Regions from separate parts of the Homo sapiens genome. Here all the other regions are linked to region 2. Evidence: chromatin loops called from intact Hi-C (ENCODE). Cell type or tissue: endothelial cell of umbilical vein. All regions are shown on one strand. Links, peaks and the distances in the headings refer to the core of each region. The heading gives the core; the rest is flanking DNA.

The links. Hi-C counts contacts between places; a loop is a spot of excess contacts. Peaks named below come from ENCODE experiments on the same cell type or tissue, not always from the same donor. Only the 100,000 strongest peaks of a DNase experiment are listed, where the experiment ranks them.
Region 1: it touches region 2 in a loop (5-fold over the local background); 3 of 110 quality-filtered maps call a loop at or near these places.
Region 3: a loop joins it to region 2, with 6 times the contacts of the local background. A loop is called at or near these places in 6 of 110 quality-filtered maps.

Annotation. Positions count from the first base shown.
Region 1 is chr3:69,176,870-69,187,742 of GRCh38, reverse strand. It overlaps FRMD4B (FERM domain containing 4B), which reads left to right. Exons shown (of 23, transcript NM_015123.3): 20 at 5,026-5,145; 21 at 6,033-6,844. Among named protein-coding and RNA genes, the nearest start is that of LMOD3, 60 kb to the right of the region's middle. In endothelial cell of umbilical vein, for the core only: no CTCF peak of the experiment used is centred there; DNase peaks (open chromatin) are centred at 4,862 and 5,632; H3K27ac peaks cover 2,500 bases.
Region 2 is chr3:69,282,412-69,293,284 of GRCh38, reverse strand. It overlaps FRMD4B (FERM domain containing 4B), which reads left to right. Exons shown (of 23, transcript NM_015123.3): 5 at 5,449-5,533. Among named protein-coding and RNA genes, the nearest start is that of FRMD4B, 98 kb to the left of the region's middle. RefSeq lists an enhancer at 4,131-5,121. In endothelial cell of umbilical vein, for the core only: no CTCF peak of the experiment used is centred there; DNase peaks (open chromatin) are centred at 3,094, 4,084 and 4,264; H3K27ac peaks cover 2,312 bases.
Region 3 is chr3:69,207,851-69,218,723 of GRCh38, reverse strand. FRMD4B (FERM domain containing 4B) reads left to right here. Exons shown (of 23, transcript NM_015123.3): 10 at 345-402; 11 at 2,375-2,461. Among named protein-coding and RNA genes, the nearest start is that of LMOD3, 91 kb to the right of the region's middle. In endothelial cell of umbilical vein, for the core only: no CTCF peak of the experiment used is centred there; a DNase peak (open chromatin) is centred at 6,073; H3K27ac peaks cover 1,950 bases.

The DNA of each region.
Region 1 (10,873 bases), core at 4,544-7,043, 110 kb after region 2:
AATGCCCCACAGCTAGGAAATTTTTCCTCCAAAATGCAATGTATGGTTGATACATTTTCACATGTTTTTATTTATCCTTCCAAAAGATGTTATCTTGTAAAACTGGGGCATAGAAACTAACCCAGTTTGTTGTTCACAGCAAATGAATATACATATATATACATATATATATATGTATATATATATATATTTTTTTTTTTTTGAGGTGGAGTTTCACTCTTGTTGCCCAGGCTGGAGTGCAACGGCGTGAACTCCAGCTCACCGCAACGTCCGCCTCCTGGGTTCAAGCAATTCTCCTGCCTCAGCCTCCCGAGCAGCTGGGATTACAAGCCACCACACCCAGCTAATTTTGTATTTTTAGGAGAGACGGGGTTTCTCCATGTTGGTCCGGGTGGTCTCGAACTCCCAACCTCAGGTGATCTGCCTGCCTCGGCCTCCCAAAGTGCTGGGATTACAAGTTTGAGCCACCGTGCCTGGCTGAAAATGTTTTTAAGAAGTCTTTTAAAATGCATTTGACCATTTCCTTGACTTTAAAGTCTATTTGATCTATATTAACTTATAGGGACATTAATTATCATCTGGATTTAGACATAGTGTCCACAGTTCAGTTTTATAGTCACTGGTCTAAGGAAATTGTCGTTAAAGTCCACTCTGCAAAACCAAGTAGCAGGACTGATTTCCAGTCCTGCAAATAAACATGGGACTTAAACTCATAATCTGTAAAATAGATAATCCAAGCATTTTCTCAAATATCTCAGGTAAATATTATCAGGGCAATGAGACCAGGTTTTAGAAACATGACAGGCCAGTGGTTCCCAGAACTTGGCTGTATGGATCAATCTTTAAAAAGCAAACAAACAGTTACCAGCTGTTTGCTTTGCCTAAAAAGAAATTTTCAAACACAGGCTGAGTGCGGCAGCTCACACCTATAATCCCAGCACTTTGGGAGGCCAAGGTGGGAGGATCACTTGAGCTCAAGAGTTGGAGACCAGTCTGGGCAACCTAATGAAGCCCCATCTCTACAAATTTTATAGACAGAGTCTCTTTCTGTCGCTCAGGCTGGAGTGCAGTGGTGCAATCTCAGCTCACTGCAACCCCTGCCTCTTGGCTTCAGGCAATTCTCCCACCTCAGCCTCCTGAGTAGCTGGAATTACAGGCACGCGCCATCATGCCTGGCTAATTTTTGTATTTTTAATAGAGACAGGGTCTCACCATGTTGGCCAGGCTGGTCTTGAACTCCTGACCTCAGGTGATCCACCCGCCTCAGTCTCCCAAAGTGCTGGGATTACAGGCATGAGCCAGTGTGCCCGGCCCAAAATTTCTTTTTTAATTAGCCAGACATGGTGTTGCCTACCTGTAGTCCTAGCTACTTGGGAGACTGAGGCAGGAGGATTGCTTGAGCCCAGGATTTCACAATTGAAGTGAACTATGATCATGTCACTCCACCCCAGCCTGGGCAACAGAGCAAGATGCTGTCTCAAAAAAAAAAAAAAAAAGGAAAAAGAAAAAAAAAAGAAATGTTCAAAAAAATAGCACCATGAATCCATGAAAGAAATGACATTTTGATATAAAAAATATATTCACTATCGTTGTGGCAATATTAATCGAATGAAGTTAACATTTCACTTAATGTAATGTTAATTTCATTTTATATTAATTTCATATAACATTTCTATTGAGCACTTACTTTTTTTTTTTTTTGAGACAGAGTCTTGCTCTGTCACCCAGGCTGGAGTGCAGCAGCACCATCTTGGCTCACTGCAACCTTCACCTTTCAGGTTCAAGCAATTCTCCCCCCTCAGCCTTCCAAGTAGCTGGGACTACAGATGCCCGCCACCACACCCGGCAAGTTTTTGTATCTTTAGTAGAGATAGAGTTTCACCATGTTGGTCAGGCTGGTCTTGAACTCCTGACCTCAGGTGATCCGCCCACTTCGGCCTCCCAAAGTGCTAGGATTACAGGCATGAGTCACTACAACTGGCCGCTATTGAGTACTTACTGTGTCCCAGATACTGTTTATGTTTTTTCTATGTAATTTATTAATGAACTTAATCTTCACGACAACCCTGATAGTGTTACTACTGTCATTACCCTTTACAGATAAGCACACTGAGGGCCAGGGACCATGAATAACTTCTTTGGGTTCATCAACTAGTAAACATGGGAATCAAGGTTTGAACCTAGGTAGCCTAGAACTTGGCAGGATCCAAAGCTTGTGATCTGATTTCAGTGAACATGTTATACCACATCTCAGCAAAGATGGGAAGTATTTGCTCTACAAGGGCCAAAAATATAAATTAAAAAAATTTAAATAAAGGAAATTATTCTCAAAATCAAGGTAGATTATTAGATTATTCAAGGTGGATAAATTGTGACTTATGAAAATATAACCTCCACATTGCTATGTTTCTTCTTTTTTTCTTTTCTTTTTTTTTTTTTTTTGAGACGGAGTCTCACTCTGCCACCCAGGCTGGAGTGCAGTGGTGCCATCTCAGCTTACTGCAAGCTCCGCCTCCCAGGTTCACGCCATTCTCCTGCCTCAACCTCCTGAGTAGCTGGGACTACAGGTGCCTGCCACCACACCTGGCTAATTTTTTTGTGTTTTTAGTAGAGACGGTGTTTCATATTAGCCAGGATGGTCTTGATCTCCTGACCTCGTGATCCACCCACCTCGGCCTCCCAAAGTGCTGTGATTACAGGCATGAGCCACCGCGCCAGGTCACATTGTTATATTTCTAATTTGTTAAAGAGCAGTGAAATCTTTATCACATATCGGCCCCAGTTTGTGGATTAGCATTTAGGAACTTTTGCCTGAAATGGTAAGAGATCCAAGGAGCTACAGCCATGCTAGCCAATTTAATTAAAAGTAAATAAAATTTAAAATTTGGTTCCTCAGTCATGCTAGCCACAATTCAAATGCTCAGCAGCCACATGTGGCTAGTGGCTATCATATTGGTCAGAACAGACCCGGAACATTTTTGTCATTGCAGAAAGTCCTATTGGATAACATGAGACAAGTGTGCTTCTTATGTTAGGGAAAACAAAGCTATTTCAGCAAAAGGAAGAATTATAGCTGGGAATCATTGTCTTAAAAATTATTATACCCACATCTCCAATCACTTAAGATGGATTTGCTTTTTTATCCAGCAATTTCACTTAGGAATTTTACTACTGAATTAACTAACTACATGTAGGATGCTCATTACAGCATTGCTTACACTACTGGCAAATTGAAAACAAACCACATGTTCAACTAGCTGATTATTTAAATAAATTATGGTAAATCCATACAATAAAATGCTATGCAGTCATTAAAATAACACTGTAGGCAAATAGTAAGCAACATAAAATGTTAGGTACAACTTAACTTTTTAAAAAGTGAGCGTTGAAAAAGAATATATAGTAAATCTCATGTTTTGTTAAAAAATAAATATGTATGTTTATGTATAAATACATGCTAATAAGTTTATGTGCTTAGGAAAAATAATCTGAAAACATTTAATGTTGCCTGACTATGTAAAAGGTATCAGATTATACAGGCAGCGGCTCACGCCTGTAATCCCAGCACTTTGGGAGGCTGAGGCAGGCAGATTACTTGACGTCAGGAGTTCGAAAACAGCCTGGCCAACATGGTGAAACCCCATCTCTACTAAAAATAAAAAAAATAAAAAAAATAAACATTAGCCAGGCATGGTGGTGTACACCTGTAATTCCAGCTACTTGGGAGGCTGAGGTGGGAGGATCACTCGAACCCAGGAGCTGGAGGTTGCAGTGAGCTGAGATTGTGCCACTCTCCTCAAGCCTGGATGACAGAGCGAGACTCCATCTAAAAAAAAGATTATAGACATTTAAATTTTTCTTTTTATCTGTATTTTTAAAGTTTTCCTAATGAACTTAGACTTGCTTTTGTAGTAAGTAAAATTTGATCAAAATTATTTTTAGTTAAAAAAAATTAACTTCAGGCTGGGCGCGGTGGCTCACGCCTGTAATCCCAGCACTTTGGGAGGCCGAGGTGGGCGGATCACAAGGTCAGGAGATCGAGACCATCCTGGCTAACAAGGTGAAACCCTGTCTTTACTAAAACTACAAAAAATTAGCCAGGCGTGGTGGTGGGCGCCTGTGGTCCCAGCTACTCCGGAGGCTGAGGCAGGAGAATGGCGTGAACCCAGGAGGCGGGGCTTGCAGTGAGCCAAAATCACACCACTGCACTCCAGCCTGGGCGACAGAGCAAGACTCAGTCTCAAAAAAAAAAAAAAAAAAAAAAAAAATTAACTTCTAATTGTGTTGTCACCATGCTGGGAAGTAGACATAGTGACTTAAAGCTGTTGTTCTTAGTCCAGGGACCAGCAAACAACAGTCCAGTGGCCAAATCCATCCTGCTGCCTGTTTTTGCGCAGACCGTGAGCTAAGAATGGTTTTTATATTTTTAGGTAGCTGGTGGTGGGGGGATCAAAAGCAATAATATTTTACAACCTGTAAAAATGATATGAAATTTAGCATCCATAGGTCATTTTCTTGGAACACAGCCACACCCATTCTCTTACATATTATCCATGGCTGCTTTTGCACTGAAAGGGCAGAGCTGAGTAGTCGCTCTAGAGACCATCTGGCCCACAAAGCCAAAAGCTATTTAGTATTCTAGACTGTTTACAAAAAAGGAGTTTGCTGAATTATACATCCATCCCTGTTCACCACAAAGATTTGATCATCTAAGGACTGTTTTGAATGTTCAGGTGCCTACATAAACAGCTCTAGTTGCTTTGAGTCTTTTTATTCAGTGTACTCTTTATTAAAAGTCCTTTTTTTCCCTACATATTTGTGACTCAGAAAGTCAGACCATATGTGCTCCCGCTGTTTTAGCGGGTTTTCTTTGTGGTTTAGTGAACCACAAAGACACTCTTCCTATCTTTCTCCCTATTTTCCCTTTCCTTGGGCTTCTAGTAAGTTTTGTATCTGCTTATGACAAGTTTGCCAGAGATGTTGAGAGACTCATCATTTCCTGAATTCTTCTTTTTATCATCACAGAGAAATGCTGTCCACACACAGCAGCCCTTACAAAACTCTGGAGAGGCGGCCCCAGGGAGGACGAAGCATGCCCACCACGCCAGTTCTTACCCGAAACGCCTACAGCAGCAGCCACTTGGAGTAAGAGAGCTTCTTTCTCATTGCTTTAGCTGTCTTGATTTTTGCTTTGAGGTTCTGTCTTGCTTTATTGTGTTTTTTAATCATTTCAAGTGACTTTCTGTAGCAGGACCTTGTTTTATGGTTTTACATTTTCTGCTAACTTATGGTTTCAAATATGTTGGCAAAGAAAATGTATTTGATTTGTTCAAATATACATTAGATTTTTAGTACCTTAATTTCCCCAGTCACATATTACCATTCATTATTCAATGGTGAGGATGAAGTTAGTAACAATAGCAACATTTTGAAATGTTTGTGAGTGCTGTGCTAAATGTTTTATATTCACTGGATTATTTAGTCCCTACAGCAAGCCTTTTGTGAGGTAGATATTATATATTGTTTTCATCCTCATCTTACAAAGGAGGAAGCAAGATTCAGAGAGGTTAAATATCTGGCCTGAGCTCATACAGCTGGGAAATAGCAGTGCCATGACTCAGCCCAGCCACCTCTGACCTCCACTCGAATGTACCATATCTTCATATCCTCTAGGAAGACAGGACCCTCCAAAGACACGTTGGGTTTTTTGTTTTTGTTTTTGTTTTTTTTTCCAGGCTGTGATGCAAACTGTGCATCCTCAGTCTGTGTCTTTCCCTACCCTCAAGGAAGGATTTGGCTTGCGCAACTAACAGAAGCCAGCTCTTTTCTCATTTTGACCATGGTCAAAATGAACCTACATGTGAGCCAACAGATTTGGAGAACAATGGATTCTATTGTGCAGTCAGCTTTGGCAACTCAAAGTCCTATTGTAATTCACGAGCTATTCAGTCATTCAGCATGCTATTCTTTTTTCTTATTTGGGTCCTCCTTTTCTTCTTGGTGTTGAGAAGTTTGCCTTTCTCCTCTTTCAGACCCGAATCTTCATCTCAGCACTGCCGCCAGCGGAGTGGAAGCCTGGAGTCCCAGTCCCACCTGCTCTCCGAGATGGACAGCGATAAGCCATTTTTCTCCCTCTCCAAATCCCAAAGAAGCAGCAGCACAGAAATCCTCGATGACGGGTCTTCTTATACAAGCCAATCAAGCACAGAGTATTACTGTGTGACACCAGTTACCGGCCCCTATTACACCACCCAGACCCTGGACACTCGCACCAGGGGTCGGAGGAGGTCAAAGAAACAGAATGTTTCTACTTCAAATTCAGGAAGCATGCCCAACCTAGCACAAAAGGATAGTTTGAGGAATGGTGTTTACTCAAAGAGTCAGGAGCCACCGTCTTCCAGTTACTACATTGCCGGGTACACACCCTATGCAGAGTGTGACTTTTATTACAGTGGTGGTTATGTCTATGAGAATGACACCGAGGGACAGTATAGTGTCAACCCTTCCTACCGGTCCTCAGCCCACTATGGATATGAGCGCCAGAGGGACTACAGCAGATCCTTTCACGAAGATGAGGTCGACCGGGTACCCCATAACCCATATGCAACTCTCCGGCTGCCAAGGAAGGCTGCTGCAAAATCGGAGCACATCACCAAAAACATCCACAAGGCCTTAGTTGCCGAGCACTTGCGTGGCTGGTACCAGCGGGCCTCTGGGCAGAAGGATCAGGGACACAGCCCGCAGACCAGCTTTGACTCAGACAGGGGATCACAGAGATGCCTGGGGTTTGCGGGGCTGCAAGTACCTTGTTCTCCAAGCAGTCGTGCATCCTCGTACTCTTCAGGTGAGAATACTGTAAAAACACGCAACACCTGGATTTTATTTACATCGTGTTTCCTGCCCACCTAAAACCGCCTCACGGATCATGAGACCAGTACTCAGGGTCAAAAGTGGGGCAACCATTCGGTGGAACCCCACAATAAGAATTTCCAACTTAAAAACAGTTCTTTCCAGCTCTCCAAAGAACTCAGTACACATGAGTCTAATGAAGCAAATTGTAGATTCAAATCCAGCAAACATTGATTGAGCATTTACTCTCTGTGCTGCCCTGTTTTAGGGTTTTTTTTTGTTTTTTGTTTTTTGTTTTTGAGAAGGAGTCTCACTCTGTCGCCTAGGCTGGGATGTGTTAGGGGTTTCACTTGCTTTGTCTTTTTAGGATTTACGTTGACAGGCACATCTCTTAAATGTGTTCACGTCATTGAGGCTTGATATTTTAAAAGAATAAACCCTCAGGTAAGCAGAAAACATTAGAATTATACATCCCTCCTGGTTCACCACCAAGATTGATCATCTAAGGACTGCTTTGAATGCAAGCCTGGGATTATGCAGGTACTTAGGCAAGTGCCTGCATAAGGCTCGTAAGAATCCTTATAGGAGCTGGCATTGATTAAGCACTGTTCTAAGTAATTTGCTTTTTTTTTTTTTTTTTTTTTTTTGTAGAAACAAGGAGGCTTAGGTTGGGTCTTGCTATGTTGCCCAGGCTGGTCTCAAACTCCTGGCCTCAAGCAACCCTCCTGCCTTGGCCTCCCAAAGTGTTGGGATTACATGTGAGAGCCGCAGTGCCTGGCCATGCATATTGTAATTCAGTATTCATATATACCTATGTTGTGGTTGACTTAAGGGATTTTCAAAGATAATTTTGATTAGAGATGTTTCCTTTATACTCTTGATGTTGACTTTGGCCCCTAACTCTGCTAACATTTGTGGAGGACTTCCTGCCTACTCCCAGTTGTACTAGGTACTTTAAGTAGAGAAATAGAAGATAGGGGAGGCTCTGTGTATGGTTTTATTTATTCAGCAAATGAGCAGCCACATTCAAGATGTGGAGGACCCATTGTTGAACTAGTTCCTGGCCACGATGAGCTCAGAGTCAGCAGCCAGAGGAATGTTTAAAAATTAAGCAATTTTAAAACGCTAAGAAATGAATGAATTCTCAAACTGCCAGAAAACCTGTAGGTCATGAGTCTCACCTTCTCCCTTATTAACATGACACCTTAGTGAGACATAGTATAAGGATTCCTGAGTCATTGTATAATAGTCAAGTGAAAACTACACCTTTAAAAGTTTCATGTACTTGTTGATGAGGCGTTTCCATGGAGATTTCTATTTGGGTTCAAGTTCTCTCCTATTTGTGCAGGACTTTGGACTTCCACTAGGGCTGTCCCATCTATTACCACATCTAACATATGAAAGGGCTTCGGTAATTATTTCTTATTTATGGCTCTGACCTAGAAAACACCTTTCTTCCTCTTAAAGTTCAAGATGTGAGAAACTTTCACAGGTCAAACCTGGGCAGAACAGACAGAGTACTACAAGGGAAAGACCAAACAAGGAGGGCTGAGATGCATGTGGATGGTCACTACGGCACAGGGCTGGGGTGGTGCCTGGGGGAAGCAGGTGTTAACTGAGGAAACTCAACATTCCTGGCTGCTAGCTTAGTAAAGGTGAAATGGAGGTAAAGCTTCCTGTTTCAGACCTGGTGTGAGCCTTGCTGACACCAGCAAGATGTGGCCCCACAGACCAAAAGGCATCACTCTTTAAAGAACTACAGGGGTGGAATCAGTACTCCCAGAATTCCCTGCTGGAATTCCCCTCATTTCTGTCTCCACTTTAAAACTGCAGAAATGTATTACAACAGGCAGGCGTCATTCTCATGGAGTGATAAATTTCCAGTTATTTGCCAGATTAGTCCTGGCATTGTAGTCCCTTCCAGCCACCTGAAGGATCTCTCGGTGACTCAGTTTTAGTAATGACAACTACCATTTGTTGGCAGCTTACTAGATGCCATGCACATTCAGAACATTACATGCACTCTCCTATTTAATGTATGCAACAGTTCTATATAGTGATTGCTATTGTTATGCTTATTGTTATCATCCTAATTTTGCAGCTTAGGCAACTCTGGCTACAGAGTTTAAATAACCCAAGTTCCAAAGCTACTAAGTGGTGGGATGGGGATTCTGGGGATTCTGTCCTAGCTCAGCTCCTTTTTTTTTTTTTTTTCTTTTTTAAAGAGACAGTCTCAGTCTGTCACCCACATTGGAGTGCAGTGATACTATTATACCTCACTCAGTCTCAAACTCCTTGGCTCAACGCGATCCTCCCTCCTCAGCCTCCCAAGTAGCTAGGACTACAAGTACACACCACCATGCCTGGCTAATTTTATTTTTTTGTAGAGACTGGGCTCTGTTTCCCAGGCTGGCCTCTAAGCCCTAGCTGCAAGTGATCTTCCCACCTCAGCCTCCCAAAGTGCTGGGATTACAACCATGAGCCATCACACCCAGCCCCACAGCTCTAACATCTTAACCACCAAGGCTTAGAGCCTCTGATTTCAGTTTGGAAATGGCTTGGAAGCTCAAACTCAGAGTGTTACATCTGTTAGTCAACACCTCATGACATCCAGGGCCACAGATGAGTTTTGAAATGCGTTTGTCCCATAGTGATCACAGGCACTTTGTGTGTATGAGAGAGAAGAGGAGTAGGTCTGAAGCCAGAAACAGGAAATGGAAAAAGGGCAGTGCTGGTTTTTGAGTCTTGAACGAGTATCATGGCGTGTGGTTATCTTGTCCATCCTAGGCGTGGAGCAGAACTGGTTTTATAGAGAGGACAACAAACGCCCAGTGATGAGGCATTTGTTGGGCTTCGCTCCCAAATTATGTCCTTGTCTTGTTCCAGTTCAGTTCCTCTGTAGAACTAAATCCCTTCTTCCTGAATTCCTTCCTGTGCTACTTACCACCTCGCCTCTTCCCCCAATCCACACCCCAACACATACACACTTTTTTTTAAGACAAAAAATAGCCTTGATCTTGCTAGCGGCCAGTGTTGTCTTTGGCTGAGGAATAGTCAAGTCTCAATAAGTCAACTTATGGAACACATTTCCTCCAAGGCCTCTGACAAACCCAGACTCATCACCTTACCTTTATAACACCATAGCGTGAATGGGAAGATTCTCGCAATATATGAGAATTGTTTTCTTGCTTGTCTTTTCAGTTATTTTAAAAATTATTTATGTGTTATTATTATTTTCTTTCTTGGGATAGGATCTCACTTGGTGGCCCAGGCTGTAGTGCAGTGGTGCAAACATGGCTCACTGTAGCCTTGACTTCCAAGGCTTGAGTGATCCTCCCACCTCAGCTTCCCAAGTTGCTGGGACTACAGGTGTGCACCACCATGCCAGGCTAATTTTTGTATTTTTTGCAGAGATGGGGTTTTGCCATGTTGCTGAGGCTAGCCTTGAACTCCTGGGCTCAAGCGTTACTCCCACCTTGACTTCCCAAAGTGTTGGGATTACAGGCTTGTGCCACTGAGCTGACCTGAAATTATTTTTATTTATTTATTTATTTTGAGACAGAGCCTCACTCTGTCACCAAGGCTGGAGTGCAGTGGTGTGATGTTGGTTCACTGCAACTTAAACTTCATGGGCTCAAGTATTTCTCCTGTCTCAGCCTCCTGAGTGGCTGGGATTATAGGCATGCGCCACCATGCCCAGCTAATTTTTGTATTTTTTGGTAGAGACAGGGTTTCACCATGTTGGCCAGGCTGGTCTTGAACTCTTAGCTTCAAGTGGTCCTCCCGCCTCGGCTTCCCAAAGTGCTTGGATTACAGGCATGAGCCACCACACCTGGCCCCAACCTAGATTATTTTTTGAATTGACAAATTTATCTTTCAATTAATCTTATTCTCAATAATAATATTAATAGTTATTTACTGAGTACTTTGTATCAAGTACAGTGCTAAAGATTTTCATAATTACCTTATTTAATCCTGGCATCATACCTATACAGAATATATTAATATTATTATCCCTACTCTA
Region 2 (10,873 bases), core at 2,736-5,235:
CCACTAGAAATAAATACCACAAGACGAAAATATTGGCCACATAAATTTAAGCGACTCTTCAAAGGACAGCCACTTCCAAACAACTGGGTGTTGTGCTCTTTGACATCCATGTGTTGCCATCTGGCTGGCAGGGCTGTGTCCCTTCCAGCCGTCTTTGTCATGTCACAGTGGTGTAATGTTCTGTCATCACTAATGAGTGGTTAAGCCAACCAAGAAAGGAAAAAGAAATGCTAATGGGAGGAGCCCAAATAACAGTGACAAAACCTTCCTGAGCAAATTCTCTTCTCAAGAAATTACACTTGTGAAGCCGAGGTTTGTCTCCAAAATGTGTGCCTATTCAAAAAGCCTGGGTTCTTTCCGAAGCTGAAAAATTAACCATGGGCTTCAACTTAAGAAAACCTTAGTGAAATCGCTCACAGTAAGCATGCAAAAAGGAAACAGTATCCTTTTGCAAAAAAAAAAAAAAAAAGGCTGAAAAAAAGGTCTTTATGAATCTGGGATAGTCCATTTCATGTCATTAAGAAGCCCTAGATTTTGTTTTCAGTTCATGGTTTGTGTTGATAGGTGTGCCTGAAGAGCCATTTTCCCCAAAGCCCATATGTATTTTTCATACACTCCATAAATATGAAGCCATTACAATGGCCCCCTTGAGGGAGAGATGGAATTGTGGATTCAGAAAGCTGGTAATCTGATGCCTAGGCAGGAGGCACCAGGGCTGGTCGCCAGAAAGTAGTGGGAAATAAGATAGGGACCTGTTTACTGGGACTAGGATGTAGTCAGGGGCCTGGACTCCAAAAACAAGGTGAACCCAGTTTCTAATACAAAGGTATCTGTTCAAAGTTGGATGCGCTACAAATTGATTTGGTGCCAAGCTACCCAGCAACCTGTATGCGGTTTCTTCAGGGCTCAAAGACTAGCAGGAGGATTAGTTTGGCTAATATGCTATCCGCCTGAGTGCCCTTCCTACCTTTGTTACCTGGTGAACTCATGCATTCTTTAAGACTCAGCTCAACTGTCCCCTCTCCTGTGGTGCTTAGTTCTATGGATTTCAGTTTGGCAGCATTCTCCCCTTAATTCATAAGCTGAGTTAATTGCCTCAGGCTGGTGGGCCCCCACAGCATTCTGTACATGTTATATTTCATTTTGATTGTTATTGTAGGAAAGCATTATATCATATTGACTTGGAATATGAACTTAGAAGTCTAACAGACCTCAGTTTGAGTCATGGCTCCACTACTTGCTAGCTGTATGGCCTAAAGAAGAAGACTTGACATCTCTGTATCTAAGCTTTCTCATCTGTAAAATGGGCTCATAATTTGTTGCCTACTGCATCTGGTGGTACCAAAGATGGAAAAAAAAAAAAAAAAAAAAAAAGAGATTCCTGTAGAGCACTTTGTATTATCCCTAGCATGGAAGAAGCCCTCTATTAACTTGGGTTCTTTAGTTGCCAGCAACAGAACTACCTGTGGCTAACAAACAAAACGGAAGGAAAACTGAATTGACAAAGACTCAGAAAACACAGGGATGAGGGCTTCTGCAGGGATCTAGGGAGCAGAAACCAAGGGACAATTTCATCAGAGTGCTGTTAGCAGAATAAATAGGCTCCAACCATCTTTGATCTTTAGGTCATTCTAATCAAGTTTATTCTCCAGGGTGAGAAGCTGACTGGCCTAGCTTGGGTCACCTACCCACACCATGATGAAGGAGTTTTAGTAGAGCAGAAAAAATGTGTCCCAGTGTCCCCCAAGCAGGTCTCACCCATCTGGTCAGCATCACTCATTTATATCCAGCCAGTGATCCTTACGACTTTTGCATATGTGACTGTTGCCATAGGCCAGTGCAGCTTTACTTATTAAATGTCACAATCACAGAACTCTTTTTTTTATAAGTTTTGGAGGCAATGGGAAAATACAAGTGAAGACTAAATTTTAAATAATATTAAGAAATTCTTATGAGCTTTGTTGTGTGTGAAAATTCATTGACCCCGTGTTTTTAATACAGTCCCTGTTAGAGAAGTCTATTGAAGTAATTAAAAGTGAAGGAAAAAAATAATCTTAGAAATTTCAAGTAGAAGGCAGATGTTGAGTTCTACTAATCTGACCTAGGATTTTTTTAGGGCAGGGAGATCTCTTCCTCTGGAAAGGGCTTCCCCTTCTGAGACTACTCTAACTTTTAAAAAGGTGTTTCATAGGTTAATCAAAATCCTTCAACGTAAGTCTTTTGCCATGGTTTTGCTTATTGAAGCAATAGAGAACACACGTACTTCTATATATGTTAACATTTTGGTGAAAACGTCACACTTGTCTTATTTTTCTGCTATTTTTTACATGGTTGAGACGCCCACAATTACTAAGGGTTCAGCTTCCTGCTGAGTGCTAGTTGAGTGAACTGGGAGCGGCAGCCCAGGAGGAGATGTTGGTTAAGAGCACTGTCCACAGAGTCAAAGTCATTGTCCCAGACCAAGACCTAGCCCCACCAGGTAGGCAGATCTCTAAAACTCAGAGTCTGCGTCTGTGAAATCAGGGTCATCATAGGTCCCTCCCCAAGGCAGTTGTGATAATTAAATGAGAGAACAATCGGGAAGCACTTAGCACATTGCAGGCACCTCAGTAAGAGCTCAGGGAAATGTTAGCTGGGATCCTGCTGCCGCCCTTAATTAGGCTGCCCACTGGAAGCCTGCTCATATTATCTTCATTGATAGGGATACAAATGCATGGGAAAGCCAAGAAAGCAGGAAACAGCCACCACCAAGTAGCTGAACTGGAAGGTTCTTGGAAATGCACAGAAACTTGTATAACATGGGTCATCTCAGCCCTGTAGCAGCAGCCAACCTCTGGTCTGCCTCACTTTGGTGTCTGCCATCACAAGTGACTCGGCTACCCTGCTTCAGTCCATCAACTCCTGCTGTGGACTCTTGTCCCTCTCTACTTCATGGCTTCTGCTGCCTCGTAATTTCTGCTTAGTGCCTTTCTCTGCCTCCACTGAATCCCTCCTCACCCGCCCCTCAAGTCTCTAAGAGACCATGTGCAATTGGTTGACTCATTCATCATGCAGTATAAAAAGCATCTGTTGAGTGGCACTTGCTCCTTTCCAGGCCACCTCACCGCCTGACATCTTGGCTGCCTTTGAGTCAGGTGACTCGCCTAGTCCACGCAGCAGGGCTCAGGGTAGAAGACACTAGACTGATGGGAGAGGAGAATACTGTCTACCCAAAAGGAAAAGCTGAGACAAAATTAATATAAAAAGCTTATTTGGGACAAGGTTGAGGACTGCAGCCTAGGACACACTTCCAAGTTGCCTTAGGAAGTGCTCTGGAGAAGTAAGGAGAGGTCCAAGTGTTTAAAGAAAAAAAGGACAAATCAAGAAAGGGGACAGTTACAAAAGTTGTTCGTCAGGAATTAATTCTCCTTGGTTTACAGAAATAACATTGATCAGTGATTGGCTATACGTTGTTTTTTGGGTTTTTTTTGTTTTGTTTTATTTTTGAGACAGAGTCTCCCTCTGTTGCCCAGGCTGCAGTTGTAGTGGCATAATCTTGGCTCACTGCAGCCTCCACCTTCCAGGCTCAAGTGATTCTCCTCCCCCAGCCTCCGGAGTAGCTGAGATTACAGGTGCCCGCCCGCCACCACGCCCAGCTAATTTTTGTATTTTTAGTAAGAGACAGTTTCACCATGGTGGCCAGGATGGTCTGGAACTCCTGACTTCAAGTGATCTGCCCGCCTCGGCCTCCCAAAGTGCTGGGATTACAGGCGTGAGCCACTGCGTCTGGCCTGGCTATCCATTGTTGAGCTACAGGTTGTGGGTTACAGTGTCCGGGGCAGTGGACACTAATGTGCCCAGTGCAGCTAGTTTTGGCAGTAGCAAGCAGTTTCCGGAGAAAAATACATAGCTCAAGGAGGGAAGTAAGACTTGATTGTTGTCTATTTTAATGCCTCTCTAGACCTGATAAATTGAAAGAACTGGAATTCCTCAGATAAAAGTTCTGTTCTTTCCTCAGAGATAAGTACAGTCACGACATTCAATTTAAAAAAGACACAAAGAAACTAAATAATTTGCCCAAGGCCATACAGCGAATAAATGGTGGACATGAAACACTACATCTTGATCTTTTGGATTCCAAAACCTATTTTTCCCCCAACTCCTCATTTCCTTCACCACCTTTGTACTTAACTTTCTCTTCTCATAAATCTGACACTCCTCCATCTTCATTAACCTCACTTACAAGTGAGATAAAAGCTTGTAAGTAAAAATACAAAGGATTTGTTCTCTTTCTGGAACTTCCGTTGATGACTCAACATTAAAGGGTGGAATGTTTCGAATGATTTTACCATCTCAGTGATAAAATCTTTCACAGCCCTTTCAGCTGCATTTATTTATCAAAGGTATCATCACTGTGGAAAGGGAGAAAAAGAGAAGCAAAGGCTCAAGCACTCAGGATTCCGCAGAGCTAAGGATAGGTTCACCTGGCCACTTCCTAGCCCTGGTTTACCTTCACTCTCACTGATCTGAGAGTAAATTCCCTTTCGGACTCAAAGCAGTGAGCTGTCTTGGGGCTTGATGGCTCTTCATGATTATTAATCAAGCAATGCTCCAGAACTTGAGGAAAACTTCGGGGCCCCAGCTTGCCCACTCGCACACCACAGAGTGCCAGCCTTTGCAAGCCGGCCTCATCAGTACAGGATTATGAAAACAGAGTTGTTAAAGACTCAGCCTCCTCCCCACCCGGGAGCTGTCAGAGCGCTCCTGAGAGGGGCCTGCCTGCAACCTGTGGTTTCACAGATTGAACAAGCAAAATCCTAGAAAGGGAGTGGGGCAGTGAGGCCCAGAATACCCTGATTTGCATGAGAAAAGACCAAGATTGATGGCTGCTGAGAGCCTGGCTTTGAGCCAAAGGAAAACCCAGGGCCTGGAAGGATGGGAAGGAAGAAAGGAGTGATTGAAAAGTGTGATGGAAACTCACCCAGTGAATGGGGGTCAGGTAGGCATGGGGCCCTCAGGCCCCTCCGTCTAAAAACCCCCGAGCCTCAAGCAGGCTTTGGGGTTCGGTTAGGTAGTGCTTGCTCAGCCGACTTCAGCTTTCAACTCCTAGTTCATCTGCGCTTTGTTTTGAAGCTGTCTGAGGTATTATGAACTCCCAGAACATGTTTCAAAGAATAAGCAACACAGATAAACGTTTGTTTTTGTTTGTTTTTGGTTGAATACCATTTGGGGTTTCTCTTTAACTCACCTTCCAAGACACAAAAACATCCTGAAAGAGATTTTAGGTATACATACACATACATCCATCACATAAATACGTGCGGTGCATATTTCTTTTAAAACGGAAAAGAAAGCACAACCTTCCTCAGGTTTCTCAAAATTCTTGCCCTGCTTTTGGGGAACACTGAATGAGGAATGCTGAGAGGTGAAAATAAATCTGAAGGAACAAACTCCTCTGCTGTTTTTCAGGTTTTACATTGAGAGCATATCGTTTTTAAAGGATAAAACCACCGTGGAGCTGTTTTTCCTGAATGCAAAGGCCTGTGTGCACAAGGTAGGTGCCCCGTTTGTCATGTTCACTGGATGCCTCCAGAGCGACTGGGATGACAGGAAGAAATGGTTTTGCCTCTCTTCTTGCATTCAAACTAAGAAAAAAAAAAAGGCCACAATCTTTTCCATGAATATGTCCTACCCCCCAACTACACACATACACAAATGGTATCTTTTCTCAAATTCTGAGTGGGAAAGACAACCATCTGCACGGGAATCCTGCATATGCACAATCACTACTACTTTAAATCCAGCAAATAATCGACACAGAGTGACCCAGAAAGACAGAAAGATGGATCAATCAGATCATAATCAAAACGTCTAGGCCAGAAATCTTTTTAAATAAGGTATGCCCTACACTTACAGTAATTCAAAACCAGCCTTATTATTTCGGTTCAATTTCTGCCTTCTGATCCCTGCACACATGTGCCACCTTAAATCTAGGCAAGGAAAGCTGCTCACAGCCACATATTTTCAAGCAGTATCTCAGTTATCTGTGGTAAGGGACAGGGTTTTTCTTTTATTGTTTTTTATTTCTATCTAATGAATCAAGGACAGATCACTTTTATAAAATTCAATAAACATGCATTGCTAGAAAAATAATCCCATGCTGGGATGTTACAGCCATGTCAAATTGCTATAAACGTTTTTACGGCCGAGCATGGCAGCTCATGCTTGTAATCCCAGCACTTTTGGAGGCCAAGACAGGTGGATCACGAGGTCAGTAGTTCGAGACCAGCCTGGCCAACACAGTGAAACCCCATCTCTACTAAAAATACAAAAATTAGCTAGGCGTGGTGGTGTGCCCCTGTAATCCCAGCTACTCGGGAGGCTGAGGCAGGAGAATCACTTGGACCCTGGAGGCAGAGGTTGCAGTGAGCCTAGATTGTGCCACTGCACTCCAGCCTGGGCGACAGAGTTAGACTTTGTCTCAAAAACAAGAATAAAACAAAAAAAGTTTTTAAACACTCTCAGTTTTTTGTTTTTTCTCTTTGCAGACTAGCATAGCTTTAAAAGCCTTCACTGTGGTCTTCTCAAGCAACTTCCTGAGGAAGGGAAGGGAAGCCATGGGCCAAGAGATGCCCAGTGGAGCCTGGCTCCTCCCTTGTACGTTCTGATCTCAATGCCTGGGAATCTCAGAATTCCCTATCCAGACTGTATACCTGTTTCCAGGCCTTCTTTTAGGGTTATTGAGCATGTTATGTGTTCATTTTACCTCTTTTGTTGGATTATTAGCTATAACTCTTTGTTGTTTCCATGGTTACTTTAGGGTTTATAGTATACACATTTTTAACTTATCAAGTCTACCTTCAAGATGATATTATACCACTTCACATGTAGCATAAGAATCTTACAGTAGTATACTTCCATTTCTCTCCTCTCAGCCTTTATGCGATTGATGTCATACAATTTACTTTTAGATAAGTTACAGATGCACATGACATTATTATTTTTGTGTAAATATTCAATTAACTTTAAAGAGATTTAAACAGTACCAAAAGTCTTACATATTTACCCATGGAGTTAGCATTTCTGTTGCTCTTCATTCACTTGTGTAGGTTAATATTTCTGTCTGTTATGATTCTTTCTGCCTGGAGGACTTCCTTTAGCATTTCTTATAGTGTGGGCATACTAGTGGTGAATTCCTTCAGCTTGTACCTGAAGACATCTTTATTTGCCTTTGGTTTTAGAAGATAATTCACATGATATAGGATTCTTGTTGGCAGTTTTTCTCTCTCCGTACTTTAGAAATACTGATTCACTATCTTCTTGCTTGCATTGTTTCTGATGAGAAGTCTGCTGTCATCTTTATCTTTGTGTTTCTGTATGGAATATCTTTTTCTTTAGCTGCTTTTAAATTTTTCTCTTTTTTCTTTTTTCTGCTTTGAGCAATTATTTTTTTTTTCTTTTTGAGATGGAGTCTCGCTTTGTTGCCCAGGGTGAAGTGCAGTGGTGCCATCTCAGATCACCGCAACTTCTGCCTGCCAGGTTCAAGCAATTCGCCTGCCTCAGCCTCCCGAGTAGCTGGGACTATAGGTGTGCACCACCGCACCCGGCTAATTTTTGTATTTTTTGTAGCAATGGGGTTTCGCCATATTGGCCAGGCTGGTCTCAAACTCCTGACCTCAGGTGATCCACCTGCCTCGAGCCTCCCAAAGTGCTGGGATTATAGGCATGAGCCACTGTGCCTGGCCTGCTTTGAGGATTTTTATTATGAGGTGCCTTGGTATAGCTTTCTTCATGTGTTTGTGTATGTGTGTGTGTCATTGGCATTTATTGAGCATCTTGGCTTATAGTTGTCATCAAATTCGGAAACATTTTAGCCGTTATTTCTTCAGGTTTTTTTTTTTTTTTTTTGGCCTCATGTATGCCTCATTTGCAAAGCCCAATTACACATACGCTTGGCCACTTGAACTTGTCACATAGTAATGCTTTGCATTTGTGGGGATTTGGGGGAATATGATATCTTGTATAGTTTCTCTTGCTTTGTCTTCAGTTTCCCTCATCTGTTTTTTGCAATCTAATCTGCCATTAATCCCATTTTGTATATTAGAGTTTTTGTTTTTGTTTTTTTGTTTTGTTTTATTTTTTGAGACAGAGTCTCACTCTTGTTGCCCAGGCTGGAGTGCGGTGGCACAGTCTTGGCTCACCACAACCTCCACCTCCTGGATTGAAGTGATTCTCCTGCCTCAGCCTCCCGAGTAGCTGGGATTACAGGCATGTGCCAACACACCTGGCTAATTTTTTGTATTTTTAGTAGAGATGGTGTTTCACCATGTTGGCCAGACTGGTCTCAACCTCCTGACCTCAGGTGATCCTCCCACCTCAGCCTCCCAAAGTGCTGGGATTTACAGGCATGAGCCACCATGCTCGGCCTTAGAGTTTCTATCTTTAGAGGTTTGATTTGGATCCTTTTTACATCTTGCATGTGACTATTTAACTTTTTAAGCATATTAAATATAGTTATAATAATTGTTTTAATGCCTTTGTCTGTTTATCCTAATGTCTGTGTCAGTTCCGGGTATTTTTGATTGATTTTTGTCTTTGTTATGGGTCATGTTTCTCTGCCTATTTGCATGCCTGGCAATATTTGGTAGGATGGTAGGCATTATTAATTGTATCTTTTTGAATGCTATATATTTTTTGTGTTCCTATAAATATTCTTGATGTTTGGTTTTGGGATGCAGTTTAGTTGATTGAATATGGTTTGGTTTTTTTCAGGTCTTGCTTTTATGATTTGTTAGTCTAGCCCAGAGCAGTGCACATTCTATAGCTAATTGTTCTGCATACTGATCTTCCTGAGTACTCTATTCAATGCCCCATGAATTATGAGTTTTTTATTCTGGCTGGTGGGAATAGGCACCACCTCCAGCCCTGTAAGGATGAGGCACTCTTCCCTCTTATCCTTTCAGATGGTCTCCAACTTTGGGTAGTTTCTTTTCATGCATGGAATGATGAGTGCTCTACCGAATCCTCAGAGGAGACCCTCTATAGATTTTCAGGGGTTCTCTCTCTTCGCAGCTCTCTTTTCTCTGGCAGACTGTTCTGCAAATTCTATTCATTTTGATCTCCCAGACTAAGGAGTTGCTGCATCTCCTTAGCTCAGGGAGTTCACTGTGTTCTGCTGTGTTTCTCCCTCCACAGCCTGGAGCCCTCTCTTGACAGTACTGGGGGCAGTCATAGGGCTCGCCTTGTTCAAGGTTCACTATCTTCGTTGCTGGATATTCAGTGTTATGAAAACTGTTGTTTTATATATTTTGTCTGTTTTTTGTTTTTTTTGTTTTGTTTTGTTTTGTTTTTTCAGTTAAGAGGATAAATTCAGTCCCTGTTACTCCATCTTGGCTGGAAGTGTAAATATTCGAAGCAGAGTTTTTGGCTGAGTCTATCGGGAAAGTAAAATGTTCCCAGCATCAAAGGCTTTACTACAGCCCTCTTTTCTGAGATTCAGGTTTTCCTAAGAACTCTAAGGGTTGACTGATGAGTAGACACCTATATAACAAACACAGCTTTTCAAACACAGCATTTACTGAGTCAGGAACACGTTTCATAAACCACAGTTGGCTATCCTCTCCTATGTGGAGACATACAATCGCTCCTTGTAATATTTTTCACTGCCTAGTTGGCATTGATCAAGTGTTTTCTCTGTTGCTAATGCAAAGGTGGTTAGAATGAAGATTTTCAACTCATGACGTTTCTCTTGTACCTCTGCATGCTAAATTCTGTTTGTCTTGAGAAAGCAAGGAAAAGCAGAATTCCTTTAAATGCTACTGCATTTCATGAATGTCAGTTGCTAGGAGCACCTTTCTTTCTTTTTTTTTTTTTTTTGTTGTTGTTGCTTTTTTGTTTTTTGTTTGTTGTTGTTGTTGTTTTGAGATGGAGTTTCACTCTTGTTGCCCAGGCTGGAGTGCAATGGTGCAATCTCAGCTCACTGCAACCCCTGCCTCCTGGGCTCAAGCGATTCTCTGCCTCAGCTTCCCGAGTAGCTGAGATTACAGGCGCCTGACACCACGTCCAGCTAATGTTTTGTATTTTTAGTAGAGATGGGGTTTCACCATGTTGGCCAGACTGTTCTCAAACTCCTGACCTCAAGTGATTCACCCACCTCGGCCTCCCAAAGTGCTGGGATTACAGGTGTGAGCCACAGCGCCTGGCCTGGGAGCTCCTTTCTAAATGGGAGTGTTTCATGACTTGTCAAATAATTTAGAACTTTTACAGAACATAATATTGTAAGGCACTATGACTGTTATTGAGATAATTTTTTAAATTTTATTTGTAGGAATTTAGAGTGGGATATTTTCTATCTAATTATTATGCAGATGGCTGGGTGTGGTAGCTCACACCTGTAATCCCAACACTTTGGGAAGCCAAGGCGGGTGGATCACTTGAGGTCAGGAGTTCGTGACCAGCCTGGCCAACATGGTGAAACCCTGTTTCTACAAAAATACAACAATTAGCTGGGTGTGGTGGTGGGCGCCTGTAATTCCACCTACTCCGGAGGCTGAGGCAGGAGAATCGCTTGAACCTGGAAGGCAGAGGTTGCAGTGAGCCAAGATCACACTACTGCACTCCAACCTGGCAACAGAATGAGACTCCATCTCCAAATATACGTATATAAAATGTAGATGGCTGGTAACAAATTCTAAGAGATGTTCCAGGATCAGGTAGCTGTTTGGATAAAGCAGCTTTCAAGCAATTTCTTAAGATGTATGATTGTTTGAGAACATTCCACATAAGGAATATCAGCTGAACCATGGCCACAGAGACAAATAAGTTTTATGAGAACATAGTTTCAGCTGTAGAACACTCGTAGGTGGATTTATTGATTGGCAAAAGTGAGTCACTG
Region 3 (10,873 bases), core at 4,701-7,200, 77 kb after region 2:
AAGTTGGTGCCCATAGCTTGCATCATTAGGGGCTTACTTTAAAAAATACTTGCAAATGGAGTTTATAATATGGTACATTCCTAATCCATAAACATTTGAATGTGTGGAAAGTAACATTTTCTATAGCTTTATGAAATTGAGGTTCTATTAGCATTTTCCTGACATTTGGATAAGCTAAAATATATTACTCCCCAAAATGGTTTATTCTGTTTCTACTTGAGTGAAACATATTAATTATTCTTATAATAAGGAAAGTAGAAACGTGGTGTTTCTTTAAATCACTTTTCCCAAAAGGGTCCTCTAACTATTTTAATAAGATTGTGATACATATTTATTTTCCATAGGTATATGAAAATAGTAGAAGCTCTACCGACTTACGGTGTCCATTATTATGCAGTAAAGGTAAGTAATTTTACATGACAAAGCTTTCGTGATGATTGAGAGTTATTGCACAATACCAGCTTTTTTCATACTATATAAAAGGCTGATTATATCTTGCCTTTTGTAGCAAATTATAAAGTACATTATTTTTGCAAAATACTTGCTACGTTAAAATGTTTTTCCAAGACCTCTCTTCATCCTAAAATGTTCAGATCATTCTCTTTCGAAACACCTCTGCTTGCTGATTGGTCTTTTTTCCAGTTGGTCACCTTTCTAGCACTACCAGATCTTCATTTGAGAGTGCTTTTGTTTGAAAATTATGCAGTCTCCAGCGTTATTTCAACAGCTTCATAAAATTCTGAAATTTTTACAGGATTTGCAATACCATGTTTTAATCAGTGTATTACATACACTGTATTTTCAGATGTTTTATAAGCAGGGAGAGATTGACAAATATTTTGAGATGATGAAAAGTATTTTCAGATGTTTATAAGCAGGGAGAGATTGACATATTTTGAGATGATGAGATGAAAGTGTTAAGGATATCTTGTTTGGAAGAGAAATAATTTTATAATTGATCAGTTCTTGATTGACTTTTCATGTTATGATAATGTTCATATCTCTATACAATTCAAAATGATGGGGAATTAGAAAATTTACATAATGAGAATACCTGTGCTAAAAATCGGTACCAATTTAACTTTTTTTGTTGTTTGTTTTTGAGATGGAGTCTAGCTCTATTGCCCAGTCTGGAGTGCAGTGGCGTGATCTCAGCTCACTGCAACCTCTGCCTCCCGGGTTTGATCAATTCTCCTGCCTCAGCCCACAGAGTAGCTGGGATTACAGGCATGCACCACCACAGCTGGCTCATTTTTTGTATTTTTAGTGGAGATGGGGTTTCACCATGTTGGCCAGGCTGGTCTTGAACTCCTGACCTCAGGTGATCCACCTGCCTCAGGCTCCCAAAGTGCTGGGATTACAGGCATGAACCACCACGCCTGGCCTCCAATTTAACTTTAATTTCTACTGACTCTGGTGTGCATATAGGTATCTGTCTAAGCCTAAATTTTCCTTTTCCTGTGTCAGTATATTCTTTGCTTTGGCAAAACATAAAAGATAAATTTATGAAAACAATATTACTCACCTCCCCGTATGTACCTCAAACCAATTATTCAAACATCCTGTCATTGAATTGTACAGTTCTCCAAAAGGGTTTTCGATATTCCCGTGTTCATTGTTAATTGTTTTATAAACATCAGGAATTGGAACCACTTTTCTCATCTTTGTAATTCTTTGGAAACGTCCCCAACCTTTTATAACTGGTTACTAATTAAGAGGCAAAGAGCTTTTTTTTTTTTAATGGATAACTGGCTTTTTACTGGATTAATTCTTAGTTGAATTACTTACATTTTATTTATTTTCTCCAACTGTTTAATCAAAACAGTAATGCTTTACTCTTTTTGATGGTATTAACAGTCCTGGACTATTTCAACTTAAAGATTTTATTTGAAGAAACTCCAAGTAGGTGTTTTAATAACAAGTTAGGTTTTTAAATGTTTTGTTTATCAAGACAGCTTTATTTTGACTTGCTGATACTTGTTAAGAGGTGAAATTGCCAGGTGTGGTGGCTCACACCTATAATCCCAGCACTTTGGGAGGCTGAGGTGGGTGGATCATGAGGTCAGGAGATCAAGACCATCCTAGCCAACATAGTGAAACCCCGTCTCTACTAAAATACAAAAAAATTAGCCAGGCATGGTGGTGCACACCTGTAATCCCAGCTGCTAGGGAGGCTGAGGCAGGGGAATTGCTCAAACCCAGAGGCAGAGATTGCAGTGAGCCGAGATCATGCCACTGCACTCCAGCCTGGTGACAGAATGAGACTCCGTCTCAAAAAAAAAAAAAAAAAAAAAGAGGTGAAATTGGTAAATTTTATTCACTTCTAGAAGAGTTAACAGCTAGGTCTTGGTTCTCATGCTTTTTCATCTTCTAGGATAAGCAAGGACTTCCTTGGTGGCTTGGAATAAGCTATAAGGGAATTGGCCAATATGATATACAAGACAAGGTGAAGCCTCGGAAGGTAAGTGTGGATCACTTTAGGAGAACTTTGAACTGTTCAAAACATGTTAATCACAACATAGTTGAAAAGCACACACCATTAGGTTGTTGGGGTTTTTTTGGTTTTTTTTGAGATGGAGTCTCACTTTGTCGCCCAAGCTGGAGTGCAGTGGGCTGATAGTGGCTCACTGCAACCTCCACCTCCTGGGTTCAAGCGAGTCTCCTGCCTCAGCCTCCCAAGTAGCTGGGATTACAGGCACACGCCACCACACCCGGCTAATTTTTGTACTTTTAGTAGAGACGGGGTTTTGCCATGTTGGCCAGGCTGGTCTCAAACTTCTGACCTCAAGTGATCTGCCCACCTTGGCCTCCCGAAATGCTGGGATTATAGGCGTGAGCCACAAGCACACACCATTAGGTTTCTATTTTATGTTAGTATGAACAGGATGATGCCATTTATTTTATAAATTTTATATGTACATTTATGCATATACATATTTGAATTGGATGGTAGACATATAAATGAATAATAAAGACATGACCCAAAAGTTTTGGTGCTAGTGATCTCTCAATGATGCAGGTATAAGTCTTCTTTCTTCTGCTGCTATTATCTCTGTTTCACCATTTTCTGCAGTGAACATGTCTGCTTTTTGTAGAGAAAAATCAGTTGTGTGCTATTTATGAAAGGGTCACAGGCCAGGCATGGTGACTCCTGTCTGTAATCCCAGCACTTTGGGAGGCCAAGGTGGGTGGATCAGAAGGTCAGGAATTTGAGACCAGCCTGGCCAACAAGGTGTAACCCCGTCTCTACTAAAAATACAAAAATTAGCCACGTGTAGTGGCAGGCATCTGTAATCCTAGCTACTCGGGAGGCTGAGGCACGAGCATTGCTTGAATCTGGGAGGCAGAGGTTGCAGTGAGACAAGATTGTGCCACCGCACTCCAGCCTGGGCAACAGAGAGAGACTCCATCTCAAAAAAAAAAAAAAAAAAAAAAAAAAGAGGGTCACAATCTATCAGATTTGGATTTCCAGGGTTAAATAACTAACATTAATGTCCATTTAAAATTTTACTATGAAGCTGTTTTTTTAAAAAAATTCATTATTAGCTGGGTGCGGTAGCTCACACCTGTAATCCCAGCACTTTGGGAGGCTGAGTCGGGTGGGTTGCCTGAGCTCAGGAGTTTGAGATCAGCCAAGGCAACAAGGTGAAACCCCGTCTCTACTAAAATACAAAAAATGAGCTGGGCATAGCGGCATGCGCGTATAGTCCCAGCTCCTCGGGAGGCTGAGGCAGGAAAATTGCTTGAACCTGGGAGGCAGAGGTTGCAGTGAGCCGAGATCACGCCACTGCACTTCAGCCTGGGCGACAGGGTGAGACTTCATCTCAAAAAAAAAAAAAATTCATTATTATTATTATTTTTTGAGATGGAGTCTCGCTGTGTTCCCTTGGCTGGAGTGCAGTGGCCTGATCACAGGTCACTGCAGCCTCGATTTCCCTGGCTCAAGCAATCCTTCCACCTCAGCCTCCCAAGTAGCTTGGACTACAGACACATGCTACCATGCCCAGATCATTTTTAGAAAGTTTTTTGCAGAGACAAAGTCTGACTATTTTTCCCAGACTGGTCTTGAACTCCTGGGCTCAAGCGATCTTCCCACCTTAGCCTCCCAAAGTGCTGGGATTACAGGCACGAGCCACTGTGCTCAGCTGAATCTGCTTCTCTTGATCCAAGCTCAAGTGTACAACACGTTTTTGCCCATATTAGAGTTGAAGAATCCATATAGATCACCATGCAGCTGCTCTTGGCTTCCTTTGGTATGACAGTGACATCAAGACTGACTCATGCTGCCCTGGTTGGTTTTGCCACTCTCCCTGTGCCATCCTGCCATCACTGAAAGCACAGGAGTAAAACAATGGCCTCTAATAACAGACCATGGTCAGCTACCTGCATTATCACAACCTGACATCACAGCCTTAAATAACTCCTGTAATTTCCATCTGTCTCTTGCTTTCATGTGTGTTAGAAAAACAGCCAATCTCTTTATAAAACAGCCCTATAATCATACGTACTCTTCATCTTCTAAGTGTCCATGCAGCTTGAATCATTGCACACAGTCTTCTATGAGTTATGAAAATAAATAAAACCCCCTCTTTTCCCCATTTTATGGTTGTGAAACTGACACAGATAACACAAAAGGGTAGATTAGGGAAAGCCATATCCCCTCTGCCACCCACCTCCAATACTGATCCAGCTTTCCTGGATCAGGCTAGTAGGGCGTTGAGGCTTCTTACTAGAAATTATTGATAAGGCCGAGGGTGGTGGCTCATGCCTGTAATCCCAGTGCTTTTGGAGGTCAAGATGGGAGGACTACTTAAGGCCAGGAGTTCAAGACCAGCCTGAGCAATGTGACAAGACCCCATCTCTACAAAAAAAAAGAAAAAGAAAACTTAACAAATTAGCCAGGCATGGTGGCAAATGCCTGTAGTCCCAGTTATACAGGAGGCTGAGGTAGAAGGATCACTTGAGCCTGGGAGGTTGAGGCTGCAATGAACTATGATCATGCCACTGCACTCCGGCCTGGGTGACAGAGCAAAACCTTGTGTCAGAAAAAAAAAAAAAAAAATCAATGAAAACAACAGCGCATCATTCAACAAGCAGTAGAGGACAATGAGAGAGCATGTTTGTAATCATACTGTTAACATTTTTATTCTATAAGCTCTGTGACCAAGATCAATTTAAGGAATACTTAATTAATTTCCAGGAGGAGTATAAGTACTATTGTTCCTGCTTATATTTCAAAATTGACTTCTAAAACCTAATTTCTAATCAATAATATTAGAAATGAAGGATACCCAATTTTTTCAAATATTTTTTAAAATCAATTTTATTTATTGTTAGCTTTTTTTTTTTTTTTTACCCAGAGTAAGAAATACTCATGAGGGCAAGGAAGAAAAAATGGCAGCAAACACTACAAAAAAATGCTTTAGGGGAAGAAGTCTTCTGCAATCCCCATTTTTCCTCCATGACAACCAGCAACTGTTAAAAAAATGGTACCAGTTCATTTAGATTTTGTCAGTGTATATTCTAAGCATTTACAAAGACAGAGAAATCTAATATATACAGTGTTTCATACCTTGCCATATTTCTCTAGCTCACTTATAAACCGATTTCTTTTCACTTTTTTAAAGCTGCCTAGTGCTTCATGATGTGGAAATACATAATTTATTTAACCACTTCACTTTTGATGGACATCATACTTGTTTCCATTTGTAGGAGTGGAGAGAGTTTGCAGAGCATAATAAAAAAACCCAGTCAAACAAATACCTTACCCTAGTTTATCTATTTTGCAAGACCAAAATGCTGTCTATCATGTTTTCTTAAGGTAGACCTCACTTGTATTGAGATTTTTTTGCTAACTTATTTCTCTTCTGAATTTTACTTAAGAAATAACACTCAGGAGTCTTACTGGTTTTTCTGAATCTTCCATGTAAAATATTAGGACAACTCACAAGTAATTTATTAGCTAATGTGGCTTGATAAGATTGAGCTTCCAGCAGAATGTAAATGCATCTGCTAACAGCAACCAGGCTTTGTCCCAAAACAGTAGTGAATCAGAATCTGCACAGTAAATATTGCAGTTAATTTCCTCTCCTGTACTTATGACTCACAGGCCTTTCTTTACGTTCACAGTTTCATAGAAATTGGCAAATACTTCTTGACACTGATCATAATCAGTTTTGCTTGTTCATTCCAGAGTCTAGAAAAGGGTCAGAAGCTACTTCCTTTTTTGGATTTGCAGGGTTTTTTTATTTCAGTTCCAAAACATGCCACTCCATTTTTAAAAAGACCCTACACAGTCCATCTTTTGTTATCGCTTTTTTTCTTTTTTTTCTTTTTTTTTTTCTTTTTTTTTTTTTTTTTTTTTGAGACGGGGTTTCGCTCTGTTGCCCAGGCTGGAGTGCAATGGCACGATCTTGGCTCACTGCAACCTCCACCTCCTGGGTTCAAGTGATTCTCCTACCTCAGCCTCCCGAGAAGCTGGGATTACAGGTGCCTGCCACCATGCCTGGCTAATTTTTGTATTTTTAGTAGAGACAGGTTTTCACCATGCTGGCCAAGCTGGTCTCGAACTCCTGACCTCAGGCAATCCACCTGCCTCGGGCCTCCCAAAGTGCTGGGAATACAGGCGTGAGCCACCATGCCCGGCCCATGTTATCACTTTCTTGCCTTCTCTTTCTCCGTTTTTTTTTTTGGGGGGTGTCTACTCTGTGCCATTGTTTATTTCTTCCTTTCTTCTTTTGTTAAAATCTGACAATGGATTTTGCTTCCATATATTTATTTTTTATGTCCAGACAATGTAAGGATTGAGGCTGTTTTACAAGTCCCTCTCCTGGCCTAGTTTGCACAAATGAAAGAATGCATAATTTAAAGGACCATGAGCACAGCCTTCTATTAAAGGAGGATCATGCTTCAGCTGTTTGTGTGGACCTGTGCAGGCTGCAAGTTTACCAATGGACCAGCAGGAATGAAGGTCAAATTGGCAAACTGTAATGAAACAAAGGCTATAATGAGAGGCCTTAAGGTGCTCAGCCTCTTGAGCCACATCCCGTCTTGTTACAATTATGTGGCTTAAAAGCAGGCCAGAAGAAGGGAAATTTACTGAGAATAAGTACTAAGAATAAGAAAACTGATGCCGAAAGGCTGTTTTGAAAAGGAGTTGTTCCAAGATCTCCCAGCAGTGACCTTCAGACCTTTCTGTATCAGTTATCACCTGTGAATGTTAAGGGCAGGGAGGTATTTGTTTGACCTCCCAGGGCATCCAGCAGATGCTCTTCAAGTCTTTTATTTATATGGCTTTTTTTTGCCAGTCTGGGGTGCCAACAAGTTGTTTTCAACCAGTGTGTAGTGTAGTACAGTGATGCAGGGAAAGAGTTTGGGAGACATCCCAACCTCTGCCCCTGGTGTCTATTTACTGTGCCACCTTGAGCATGTTGTTTAATCTCTCTTTAAAAGTGGTTTTCTCATCTGCACAAGGGTATTGCCACCAACTGTGTAGGGTGGTTGTAAGACCTAGAGGACAAATTTAGCACCATAGCTGATACGCCATCATCATTAGTAGTAGTGAGAAGACAGACAATAAAAGAGTATGGGAAATATTCTTGGATCACTGGTTAGAGAGGGACACAACATTGCTACAAGCCCACAGCTTTAGTGTACTAAGAATCCACTCTCAAATTTTCTTTCTTTTTTTTTTTTTTTTTCGAGATGGCATTTCACTCACTCTTGTTGCCCCGGGTGGAGTGCAATGGCACGAGCTCAGCTCAGCTCACTGCAACCCCTGCTTCCCGGGTTCAAGGAATTCTCCTGCCTCAGCCTCCCAAGTAGCTGGGATTACAGGCATGCGCCACCATGCCTGGCTAATTTTGTATTTTTAGCAGAGATGGAGTTTCACCATGTTGGTCAGGCTGGTCTCGAACTCCTGACCTCAGGTGATCCACCTGCCTGAGCCTCCCAAAGTTCTGGGAATAGAGATGTGTGCCACTACACCCGGCCTCCACCCTCAAATTTTCTGTTTTCGGAGATGTGTGAGCACTTCTTTCACCTCCTAATTCATTAAGCATCATGCCTGAAGGTGTGACGCAAATTAAAGGAAAAATTTTTAATCCAAAATTACAAACCACAAACATTCAGGGTATTAAAAATTAAGACAATAAGCAGCTTTACTTTTTAATCCTCCCTTTGTGTATGAATATGTCATTGCAAACTCTTAGAGAATGTGAAAACGTACCAGAACTCAACTGAATTCCAAATGGTAAGACATTTGGACTTAGAGACTGATGAAGTTTCACTTAAAGAAAAAAAAAAAAGCAGCCTTGTGTTCCTTCTAAGTATTTATTGTTCAGTATTTCAAGGAAAAATGTCTGTTCTTCATAAAGAAGCAGACAGTGGGTCAGAGACTGAGCCAAGTATTAGTCTATGTCATGACAGATTTGTATCCCTTCGGCAAATACTTCCCCTGGAAAACCAGAGCCTGTCAGATGGCAGAGATAAAATGACATACTGTCGAGGTGTCCATAGTGGGACAAAATGCTTCTCAAGATAAGTATCTTTTTGCCTTATATCATGCCAAGAAAGACTTGAGGTGAACTTCATCACCACAGGGCATGTGAAGGTGGGAAAAGTCTCTTAGCTTTCTGTTTCTGTCTCTATATATATTGGAATTCCCAAATCCCTAAAGCCAAATGAATTAAGTAACAAGCACAAAAGTCTTCCTGTTTTCTTCTCATACAACTACAAGGTTATTTTATTTAAAGACAGTGACTTGGTTATTTCTTTAAGCACAGCTATCTTGAGCATTTCTAAGCTCTTCTTTCCACCATGACCATACCACCTTGGACCTAGATTAGAAGCTACTTCTGACACTGCTGAAATTCTAGATGAGATTAACTGTAGGAGAAGAGAACATGGGTTGTTCTCTTTCTACATTAATGCCAAATAAAGCATGGTATGGAAGAAAATAATTGGATTTTAGAATGTCAACCAGAGACTGGTCCATCCTGTTTATAAAGTGTGTATCTAAGCTTTAACCACACCAGTAATCAATCTGATTGTTAAAACCTTCTGCAGAGTCAGTGGGAGGAGAACTCCCATCCTACAGCATGGATTTGAAATAAGAACCAGTTCTGCATTTCCACTTACCAGCTGGCTGACTCAGAGCTGTCACTCAACTTTCTGGGCCTTCATTTTTTTCAGCTATCAAATTGAGATAACTCTTGTCTGCTGTCCACCTCACAGATCATTGTGAGGACCCAATGAGTTAGTGAGTTATTTCACTGAGTGGGTTATTTTCCCCTCCACACCATACTTTAATTTATAGAAAGTGTATTGTACAGCATGGTCTTTCTCTTCCCCTCCCATAGTTGATCGCAATTAGAATTTTAAGCAGTTCTCGTAAAACATGGAACTTTTAGAAAATTGGTTAGGTATTGGTGAAGAAGATGGAAAGAGGGAGGCCTAGGCAGGCTCCTCTGTCATTTGGAAAGTACCAACTCTGAGTGCAAGGGCAGCTGGGTGGTATTGTCTCTAGGTGGGTGGCCCTGGGCAAAGCTTTAACTCAAGATGTTCTTTTTTTTTTTTTTTTGAGATGGATTCTCGCTCTGTTGCCCAGGCTGGAGTGCAGTGGCGTGATCTTGGCTCACTGCAACCTCCACCTCCCAGGTTCGAGCCATTCTTCTGCCTCACCCTCCTGAGTAGCTGGGACTACAGGCGCACGCCACCACGCCCAGCTAATTTTTGTATTTGTAGTAGAGATGGGGTTTCACCACGTTGGCCAGGCTGGCCTCGAACCCCTGACCTCCTGATCCGCCTGCCTCAGCCTCCCAAAGTGCTGGGATTACAGGTGTGAGCCACCGCGCCTGGCATAACTCAAGATGTTCTATTACTAAAAATAAGGAAAAATAGATCCTAGGGGAGATCAGTAGTTTCTGTCACACTGTATTTGTTTCCTTTGAAGTCTTTGGAGGGATGGTTGGTGAGAAACAAGTAAGCAAAGAAATAAAGACATAAATTTGTAATTATCTTTGATGGAAACAAATGAGATGGGGGACAGTAATGGGATGCAGGGAGGGGACATTTGGTGTGTTCAGGGAAAGCCTCTCTGAGGAAGGTGATGTTTAACCTGAGACCCGAAGGGCAGAAAGCTCATAAAGAACAGTATGGCTTGTTCTCATCAAAGAACAGGGTATGCCGATGGGAAGGAGATAGGCATGTTAGAAACCCAGGAGAAGGCTGGTTGCAGTGGCTCAGCCTATAATCCCAGCACTTTGGGAAGCCGACGTAGGCGGATCACTTGAGGTCTGGAGTACCAGACCAGCCTGGCCAACATGGTGAAACCCTATCTCTACTAAAAATACAAAAATTAGGCCAGGCGTGGTGGCTCATGCCTATAATCCCAGCACTTTGGGAGGCCGAGGTGGGTAGATCACCTGAGGTGAGGAGTTGGAAACCAGCCTGGCCAACATGGTGAAACCCCGTCTCTACTAAAATACAAAAAATTAGCCGGGTGTGGTGGTGGGTGCCTGTAATCTCAGCTACTCAGGAGGCTGAGGCAGGAGAATTGCTTGAACCCGGGAGGTGGAGGTTGCAGTGAGCCAGGATCACACCATTGCACTCTAGCCTGGGTGACAGAGTGAGACTCTGTCTAAAAAAATAAATAAAATAAAAATAAAAATACAAAAATTAGCCAGACATGGTGGCGGGTGCCCATAATCCCAGCTACTTGGGAGGCTGAGGCAAGAGAATTGCTTGAACCCAGGAAGCGGAAGTTACAGTGAGCCAAGATGGCGCCACTGCACACCACTGTAGCTGGAGCTTACGGAGTTCCGTGTAGAAATGGAAGATGCTGCTAGAAGAAAAGGAAGTGGCTGCCAGACAG